2 separate regions of the Homo sapiens genome follow, and region 2 is linked to region 1. A link is a loop called in an ENCODE intact Hi-C map of the cell type or tissue named here. Cell type or tissue: endothelial cell of umbilical vein. All regions are shown on one strand. Links, peaks and the distances in the headings refer to the core of each region. The heading gives the core; the rest is flanking DNA.

Region 1 (6,152 bases), core at 1,104-5,103:
ATCTATTTCTGTCAAATTCCATCCAGTCCCATATCAAATGTCACTTGTTCCATGAAGGCTTGCATTAATCCCTCATTGGAAATCAAATCTTTTCCCATCATAGTCTGTTTGCATTGTCTGTTTAATTATTACATGATTACCTAATTAAATGAGGTATAAACTTAATGGTAAAATTGTTCACAGAAAATAATGATTTGGTATAGTTCAGTGTAAAGATGGTATTAGATCAAAATTTTATTGAATATTTACCTGACATGCAACACTGTGATTTATTCTTGGAGCATTATATAAAGAATGGAATCTGGTCCCAAATTAAGTATCTCTGTACTTAACTTCTAATCACAGATTAGAATGATGGAAGGGAAAGCATGACATTATCAGTAAGCATTTACTGGGTGCCCACCAAAAAACGGGAATGCCCAAACGCTAGTCGTAACCATTTGCACAGACACAGTTTCTATCCCTCCAGAGCTTTCAAACTAAGCCTTAAAATACAGTTGTCCCTTAGTACCCATGAGGGATTGATTCCAGGACACCTACATATACCCAAATCCTTGCATACTCAAGTCCCACAGTTGGCCCTGTGGAACCACCATATAGGAAAAGTTGGTCCTCCTCAAAGGCAGTTTTGCATCCCAGAAATACTTTTGTTCCTCATTTGATTGAACAAAAAAGCCACATGTAAGTGGACTTTTGCCGTTCAAACCCCTGTTCTTCAAGGATCAACTGCAGATGCAGATGGACAGGCCCAGATAGACAACAAGTGTTTCTATTTCAAGAGTGAGCACATTTGACATGGGAAATCTTCTCATGATACAATATTAAGTTGAAAAAAGGACAGAATACTAAACTATATATATAATATGACCCTATATATAAACATGACCCTAGTTTTGTAAGAAAAAAGCAGTTTCTATATATAGAAAAAAAGAAAAAGGAATTACAAAAAAGTTAACAGTAGTTATTTCTAGGTGATAACATGAGAGATAATTTTTCTTTCTTTTAGTTTTTTGGTACCTCTAAAATTTTTATAATGTGCAGCTATATTTACATAATGAGGGAAAGATAATGATTTTTAAAGTATATTTAGAAAATTAAATCTCATGCCATATACCAAATGGATTAAATATTTGAATCTGAAGTACCAGAACCATAAAAATACTAGAATAAAACGTGGGCAATTTTTTTATAATTTCAGGGTGGGAAAGATCTAAGATGCCATATAACCCAGAAGCCATAAAAGCAAAGATTGATCAATTTGACTATATAATCTAAAAAAATTGTATCACAAAAAATCATTATCAGGAAATCAAAGACAAACTGGAAAAAATAGCAACACGCCCTACAGACAAACGGCCAGTTTCCTTAATATATAAAGGACCCCTACATATCAATAAAACTAAGGCCAAGAACCCAATTACAAATTAGACAATGGATAAATATAGATAATTCACTTAAAAAGGAAATAGCTATTTCTCTTAAACATATGAAATGTGTTCAGTCTCATAAATGTGCAAACTAAATCTAGAATATGTACAACTACAATATGTATCAGATAAAGAAAGATAAAAATAACACATTCTGTTGCAAGAGTGTGGGGAAATGGGCACCCTCATACATTGTTGATGGGATTAATAATTATTTTGATTGCAATAGAGACAATTTGGTAATTTCTATCAAAATTAAAAATATACCCACCCTTTGACCCAGCAATTTCCATTCAAGGGATTTAACCTACAGATATACTCCCATATATACAAAAAGACCTTTACAAAAATAGGCATTAGAGCAATGTTTGTAATAGCAAAAACTTTGAAACCATCTAGATGTCCGTCAACAAATTATGGCTCATCCATACATTGAATTGGGCATTTTTACATGTACTGATATGAACTACCTCCAAAATAATGCTAAATGAAAAAAGTTGAGTGTTGATGAGTGTATAAAGTATGTTATTATTTGTATTGTGTAAATGCTTAGAATGTCTTTGGAAAATAAATACAAGTTGGTGGTAGTTATTGCCCTGGGGAAGGAAATCGAATGGCTGTGATTAGAATAGAAGGACAACTTTTCACTTTTTGAGTTTTTTAAATGTATTTACTTATTTTTACTGCTTGGGATTTGCACCATATGCATGTATTTGTTATTCAAAACTTATTTAAAAGTGATGAAAGTTTAAAAATCCCTTAAAAAGTAGATATATGGGAGAGTAATAGTTTAAAATATCCATGTTCCAACAAGCTTTGGATCAGTGTATGAAAGCTTAAGCCGGCAGATAGAGGGCAAGGTCACTGATTTTTTGAATATAGAAAGAGAATGTTAAGCTATCAAAGTTAAACAATGATCTGAGAGCATCTGTAAGTTAGGAGAGAAGAAAACCCACATAGCCCTACAAATATAAAATAACATTCAACCAAGATTCATGAATAGAAAAAGAAGAAAACTTAAAAAGTTATACTGTACCTTAAGAAAGAATATAAGTATGTTACCTGAAAAAATCTCCTGACACTAATGACAGAGATATAATAAGAGGAATTAAGGAGGTAACAATAAAAATTCAACTTTCCATTGTATTGGGATACGATCACGTTATTAGAAGCTCTGGTCCAATTTTTTGATAGGGGATTCAAGCTCTGTCTATAACCAAGGGGAAGTCTTGGGCAATTTGTGGTCAGGTATGCCACAGAAGAATCAGTGACTACTTTTCTTCCCTGGGAATCGGCCCAGCACACACACACACACACACACACACACACACACACACACGCCCCACAGTTCAGCAAGAAGCCCTTTCCTTTTTTTGTTGTTGCTTTTATTTCTCACTGCTTTTCTGCTCTCTTGACGCCAATGCCATGCAGATGAGTCATCTGACAACATCATTGACTTTAACTTTTGTTATTTATGATCTTTATTACAGTCTTACCCTTCACTGCTCCACTAACAGACCCACCCATTTTGCCCCAGGAGCAAACCAAAAGAAATTTGATTTAAAAGGGAAACTGTAGTCAATCAGAGCCATGCTGATCCGTTTAAGAACAGTGAACAGACAGGATCTAGGGAAAATTACATAAACCTTCTAAATAAGTAAATTAAATATCACTCAAGACACAATGGCTTCTCTCAAATGAACACTAAGAAGGCAGCCAGAAACAGGTTTTAGGAAGAGCCACAAAAATGATCCAACTTAACGCAAAACCAGTAAAGCAAATTCCCTTGTGGTGGGTAGACTGCTGAGAAGCTTTCTGGGTGAGGTGTTATTCAAAAGTTCAAAAAGTACAGGGTAAGCCACAGGACACTGGGAAATACCCAGAATGCCCTCCGTGTGCCACCATAAGCTATTTAAAAGAGCTGGCTATATTTGGTCTCATGAGACCACAGACTAAGTCTAGATTTTCACACATATATTCCAAAACCAAGTCATATGAAATGTTTATTGTACCTTGTCTGCATTTTACATGTAAATTATCGTATGGTTTCTACAATGGTTTGCTTTTCAGTTTTATCAGGAATGCTACCTGAGTAGAAGGTTGAAGCAGAGTAGGAGCCTTGACATTGTCTCTCCTGACATCTAGTGGATGGATACCAGATACCACAGTAATTATAATATTTTCAAAGGATTAATTTTGAGTATGATGGATATTTCTCTCTCTCTGTCTTTCATATGCTTTTCAAAAATGATCAAAGTTTTTTTTAATCATGTTTAAAGGTAGAAAGCAAAACTAAACCCCTACTGAATTACACATACATACTGGTCTGTCATATCCACCCAACGTTTTTCTTTTTTTCTTCTTCTTTTTATTTCCTTTTCTTTCTTTCTTTCTTGAGACAGGATATCACTCTGTCACCCAGGCTGGAGTGCAATGGTATGATCTCAGCTCACTGCAGCCTCCGCCTTCTGGGTTCAAGTGATTCTCGTGCCTCAACCTCCAGAGTAGCTGGGATTATAGTCGTGCACCACCAAACCCGGCGAATTTTTGTATTTTTAGTAGAGACAGAGTTTCGCCATGTTGGCCAGGCTGGTCTCGAATTCCTGGCCACAAGCAATCCACCTGCCTTGGCCTCCCAAAGTGCTGGGATTACAGGTGTTCACCACCATGCCCGGCCTACAGCCATGTTTTTCTATTTTTCCTTAGGATGACCCCGTAATTCCACAGACTCACTTTTTGTAGGCATCCAAGACAGCAAGGCCTGGTGATGAAAAGCATGGATTCTGTATTCATTTTCTGTAGTTGATGGAGCAAACTATTACAAACTCAGTGGCTTAAAACAATACACATTTATTACCTTACACTTCTGAGGTCAGAAGTCCTAAAAAATCATGGTGTCAGTCCAGCTGCATTCCTTCTGGAAGCTCTAAGAGAAAATACAGTTTCTCACCCTTTCTGGCTTCTAGAGGCTGCCCACATTCCTTGGCTCCTGGCTCCATTTCTCCACCTTCATACTTCAGGATACATATCTTAGTCAGTGACCCAACCTTCAATGACACGACAGTATTTGTTTGTCTCGGATCAATGTCCAGCTTGCAATGATCAATTAAATTATAAGAACATTTCCGGGGGCAGAGGCATTGCTCTGCAAGAGAAAATGATCTTTAGCCCCTAGAAGATGTGTTTGTTACTCAATATTTTTTAGGTATATTGGGCATTATATAGGGGTTCAGGAAATCTGGCTCCTAATTCTAGATCTTTTATTTATCTGGGCACTTAGATGGAGTATACAGTGGTATATAAAGACACCCGGAGAATTACCACCTAATTTCCAATCTCCCCTAATTATTTATTTTCCCCAGCTTTATTGAGGTATAATTGACAAATTAAATTGTATATATTTAAGGTGTACAATGTGATGCTTTTCCCTAATTTTTTTTGTAGAGATAGTGTCTCGCTTTGTTGCCCAGGCTGGTCTTGAATTCCTGGACTGAAACAATTCTCCTGCTTTGTATTCCCAAAGTGCTGGGATTACAGGAGTGAGCCACCACATCCAGCCAATCTAATTATTTTTCAATACTTGAATTTGAAGGAGAAAAGGCAAGGTGCAAGAAGCCATTTATTCAACAAATGGAGGTAAGATAATATGAAAATAATTCTGGAAAAAGATGACATTGAACCCTAATGCAAATAATGAAATGACCTATGCTGGGTGCAGTGGCTCACACCATAATCCCAGTGCTTTGAGAGGCCAAGGCAGGAGGATCATTTGAAGCCTGGAGTTCCAAACTAGCCTAGGCCAGCATAGCGAGACCCTATTTTTACAAAAAAAAATGAAAAACTTAGGTGGGCATGGTGGCAATCACCTGCAGTCCCAGCTACTCAGGAGGCAGAAATGGTAGGATCTCTTGAGTCCGGGAATTTGAGGTTACAATGAGGTATGATTACACCACTGCACTCAAGCCTAGTTGAAAGAGTGAGACTCTGTCTCTAATAAATATATACATAATTTTGAAAAGAAAATGATCTATGTAAGATTCTTTCCTGCAAACGTATTTTGATAAGTCAGAGGAAGGAGACAGTGTGAATGCCTGAAAGGCTAAGGGCTTGAAGTTTTGATTGGGGAGAGGCCAGGAATACCCACGGCCAACAGTCTCCTTCATGAAAGTACAGACGGCTGGCTCACTGTGAGGAAATTTTTAAGATCTTTAGAAATGTTATGACAAATACAAAAACCTTTTGCTCCTGAGACAGTGACTCTGGAGATGAATGTTGTGCGAGGAGATATTTACTTGCCTCTTGAGGAAGTTCCTTTCACAAGACCCTTACCCCTCCATTGCACACCTTTTCAGTGAAATAGCACTAGAGATAAAAAAAAGAATGCTGTGCCCTTCAACCAAATGGGAAAGAAGTGTGGACTAGATTCATCCAATGGGGACCAGAGTGGCCACAGAGAGAGATAGCGTTTATGGCAAACTTGAAGAATAACAATCAGGAAGACCAAGTTAAGTTACCAGTCCCATTGTAAGAAAAAGTCAACTTCTGCAGGACAGGAAGCTCTCACTGAATAGAGCTTTTGGCAAGGCCTGACAAAACAAAAGCTGTCATCCCTACTGAAGTGAGGTCAACATGGAGATATGAGGAAGGGGCCATTTCACTTTTTCCTTGACATGTTATTCAGTAAGTATGTGTGAAAATGGTCTGAAAAGCAACATTCCTTCCCCA
Region 2 (4,000 bases), core at 1-4,000, 320 kb before region 1:
CACCAAGAAAGATGGAAAATGTAATCACTTTTTAAAAGGCAGAGAAGCTGTTAAGAGAACTCATCAAAAGCATGAGGTCTAGATTGACTTGAAAAGTTCATATTATTTATTGCAGACACTGCCAACTGCTAATCCAATTTCTTGCGTCCCCCAACCCTACTTTTTTAAACTAACAGAACCACAACACTGCTTAGGGAAGCACTACACCAAGCTAAAAACGAAATTTAATTTAGCAGGTTCCCTTGAAGCTTTGGTCCACCATATGATATAGTTCTGGGCAGCGACGGGTAAGCAGAAGTTTATTGAGTAGGACAATTTGATCAAGCCACTGGAATTAGGTTTAGCTACTTGCAACCAAATGCAATCCTGATGAATCAACCTTTGAATGAGATTCTCTACTTAAAAAAAAATAACATGGTGACAGGCAAAACACACACACACACACACACACAGAGAGAGAGAGAGAGGAGAGCGAGAGAGAGAGAGAGAGAGAGAGAGACTACTTTTCCGCTCTATTCAATAATTTCATTTCATCATCAAATTCACTACGCAAAGTATGCTTTTCTCCTCCAAGCACACCTATATCATGCCACTTCTTGTATCTCTCTACTGACTTCCTTTTCCACTTACTTTAGCTTTGAATTTTCAGTCTTATTTCAAAGGCTTTTACTATTCTCATTTTTACCTACTGCTTTGTTGGCTTTGTTCATTGCTTTAGGCCTGGATCCTTGCCAATTCTATTTCTTTTAAACCCTATTTCTAAAATTAATAACAAGTTAAACTGCCACATGCCCCAGTACTGTTGTTTTTTTTTACTATTTCCAGTCACTGGATGCCTTTTCAAATGTTCATTTCTATTTGCCTTTGGCATGACTTTTACCTAACGGACAAGCAAAATCCTACATTATTATTCTCTCTCTCTCTCTCTCCTTCTCTCTCTCTCGCCACATAAGAGAAAACCTAGTGCATTGATTGGTACTTGGCATTAGCAAAGCCATTAATGGGAAGCTTTTAGAAGTAATTAAACCACACATCCTATCAGAAACGGGGTCTAAAAAGACTTCCAGATATCATCTTCATCTGCTTGAAGCCAAAGACAGGATTCACTATAGTTTTACACTTTTCTTAATGCGGGACTCTGACTTAAACTTTGAAATTTTTGGATTGTAACTGTCCTTTCTTATGTTTAATTCAAACTGTTCCAATGTGATTTCCATTAGTTTCTTCTTATTCTTTTTATAGTGGAGTTAGAATTTGAATACTTATTCACTTTTTATTATTATTAATATTTTCCTATGTAGAAAGATAATTCCTCTGTCAGTGACTTAATTGCATTTTCCCCTAATAGTGGTTATAAGAATCCATTTGTACTTTCTCACACAGGAGGCCCTCAGTTCAAGATAGCTATTAACCACCAATAACAAAATTACTATATAATAGTCCATCATTCTTAAGCTTTTTTCCAGCTAAAAATGCATCTCCTTTAGCTGTTCCAGGCATTTAATTTTTATTGTCAACTTTTATTGTCATGCAATTCTCCATGCAGAGTTGCTATTGTTATCAGTAAAATCAATAGTATTTTATTTTAAAATAAAATACATCTAATTAAAAAGTAGATACACATGCTCTTATTTCCATTTTCCATATTTACACGACACTCAGATATAGGTTAGTACCAACAACTCTGATGGGAAGAGGGAGTAAGGGATGATGCAAGGCAAAGAGTTGGAGCCACAAAGCAGTGCTTCAATCGTAGTCTATAAGAGTTGGAAATGGTAAAGAGGCAACTGGAAAAATCTAGAGCAGGTGGCAGCAAACCTCAGTCCATAGGCCAAATCCAGTCTACTTCCTGTTTTGTAGGGCCCAAAAGATAAAAATATGAATGATTTTACATTTTTTACACATTGAAAAAGAATCAAGACTATTTTGTAACTTATGAAAATTCTATAAAATTCAAATTTCATGTTCACAAATAAAGCTTTATTGGAGCACAGCCTCACTCATTTGTTTATGGATTATGTAGGGTTGCTTTTACACTACAACAGCAGAGTTGATTACTTGTGACAGAGATTTAATGGCCCACAAAGCTGGAAATAGACTCTTTCTGGCCCTTTACAAAAGTTTGCTGGCCCCTAATCTAGAGAATTAACTTCAGTAGTTTGGTGGCCTAGTGTTTACATTAAAGAATCTCTCCAATTTAAGAATTATACTTAGGTTGGTTATCTCACATATATCAGGAGTTCTTATTTTCTGAGATAATTCCATAGGAATCCAGAATCGGTCCCAGAAGAGGATGTGGAATTTATTTGTTCTTTAAGATTAGGAAAGAGATCAGCCTAAAGAAAATCATTTAAACAGTGATGGCTGTCATACAGGGGAGATGGACTCTAGAAACATAGAACGCTGGTGAGTGATCAAGAAACCCCCAAATCCTTTGGGGGGTATAGAGGCATTTAATAAATTTTAGTAGTTTTATTGTGCATGTATTTGAAAAACATCTAACATGTTTTCTATAAGTTATTTCATTATTTGAAACCTTAACTTATTAATATTTAACTGAAGTGAAAGATATTGGAGCTGTCATAATCTTCTTCAATATAGGAAGCCTCAATAGAAGATTGATTTCTTATATGACACAATTTTGAAAGATGCCAGAAATAACTGACTCCTTTTACACTTAAGTGACAGCTACTCTAAGCCTCCCCTAGTTTCCCATTGTAACCAGTGTCAAAGGAAAGCAGCATTTTGAAGGAATTATATTTCAGCACTAAACCAGGTGAGCACGTGTGCTAGTGCGTGCACACACACACACACACACACACACACACAGTCTTTTTTTGATGAACAATGGGCTTAGGTTTCCTTTGGTCCAAGTACCCCATGGAAAGATTTTAAAAGGCCTAATGCATTAAAGTGATCTAAACTGTCTTGCAAATGTTGCCACTGTTTTTTTTTTAATTTTTAATTTTTGTGGGTACATAGTACGTGTATATTTTTATGGGGTACATGAGATGTTTTGATGCAGGTATGCAATGTATAATAATCACATCATAGAAGATGGAGTATCCATCCTTTCAGGCATTTATCCTCTGTGTTACGAATAATCCAATTATATATACTCATACTTATTGTAAAACATACAATTAAATTATTATTGACTATAGTCACCCTGCTGTGCTATCAAATACTAGGCCTTATTAATTCATTCTAACTATTTTTGTACCCATCAAATTTTTCTTTTTATAATTATATACAGGCAATAGTTACTGTGTGTATGAAGTGATATACTGGTACTAATCAACCTATTAAATTGTTAAATGACTTTCCCATCAATCCCCTCTTCCTGCCACCCATTCCCATCACCTCCTTCTATTTACATAGGCATATGAATGTCTCAACTTAATCAGTTACAATGGGAATGTTAATTTATTATAACAGATGTTAATGTGTGCGTTGAAGGAGGAATTCTATTTTTAAAAAGCGCTTGTAGGGTAGGGGAAATGTTAAAACCTCAGTTTCTGGCAGGAACATTCAGAAATATAGGCAAGAGTTTCTTTAGAATCAAAATCTGCTATTCTGCAAAAACAATGGGTCCAAGAAAACTGGAAATGCCAACTAACACAAATTCATTTTTTATTTATATAAAGAGAAACACGATCATGGATAGAATTCAGGAAATTTCATTAATATTATTCTTTGGGAGCAATAGTAATCAAGGCAGGTTTCATCAAGTTTGGTTACCTCCGTAATACAGGATGTGACGTGACAAGACAATCTACTTCTTGCTTCTATTTGAGTATAACATAGAAAGAACTCAAAGGGGGTGGAGTGGATCAGAAACAAATGAAACCTCTTGCTTCTTGGCTTTATCTAATGACTCTTTTTGGCCTTTTTTCTCCTGAAATCAAGACTCTAAATTTGAATGCACTTACTAAGTCAATCACAAAATATTTTTTAAACTTCCAATATATTATATAATAAAATGTTTAGTACAGAATGC

The links. Peaks named below come from ENCODE experiments on the same cell type or tissue, not always from the same donor. Only the 100,000 strongest peaks of a DNase experiment are listed, where the experiment ranks them.
Region 2: a loop joins it to region 1, with 2.8 times the contacts of the local background. A loop is called at or near these places in 1 of 110 quality-filtered maps.

Annotation. Positions count from the first base shown.
Region 1 is chrX:118,222,668-118,228,819 of GRCh38, forward strand. No RefSeq gene overlaps it. Among named protein-coding and RNA genes, the nearest start is that of KLHL13, 110 kb to the left of the region's middle. In endothelial cell of umbilical vein, for the core only: a CTCF peak has its summit at 3,570 (motif pointing left); DNase peaks (open chromatin) are centred at 2,894 and 3,434; H3K27ac peaks cover 1,072 bases.
Region 2 is chrX:117,902,707-117,906,706 of GRCh38, forward strand. All of the region lies in intron 6 of KLHL13 (kelch like family member 13), which reads right to left. Among named protein-coding and RNA genes, the nearest start is that of KLHL13, 210 kb to the right of the region's middle. In endothelial cell of umbilical vein, for the core only: no CTCF peak of the experiment used is centred there; no DNase peak of the experiment used is centred there.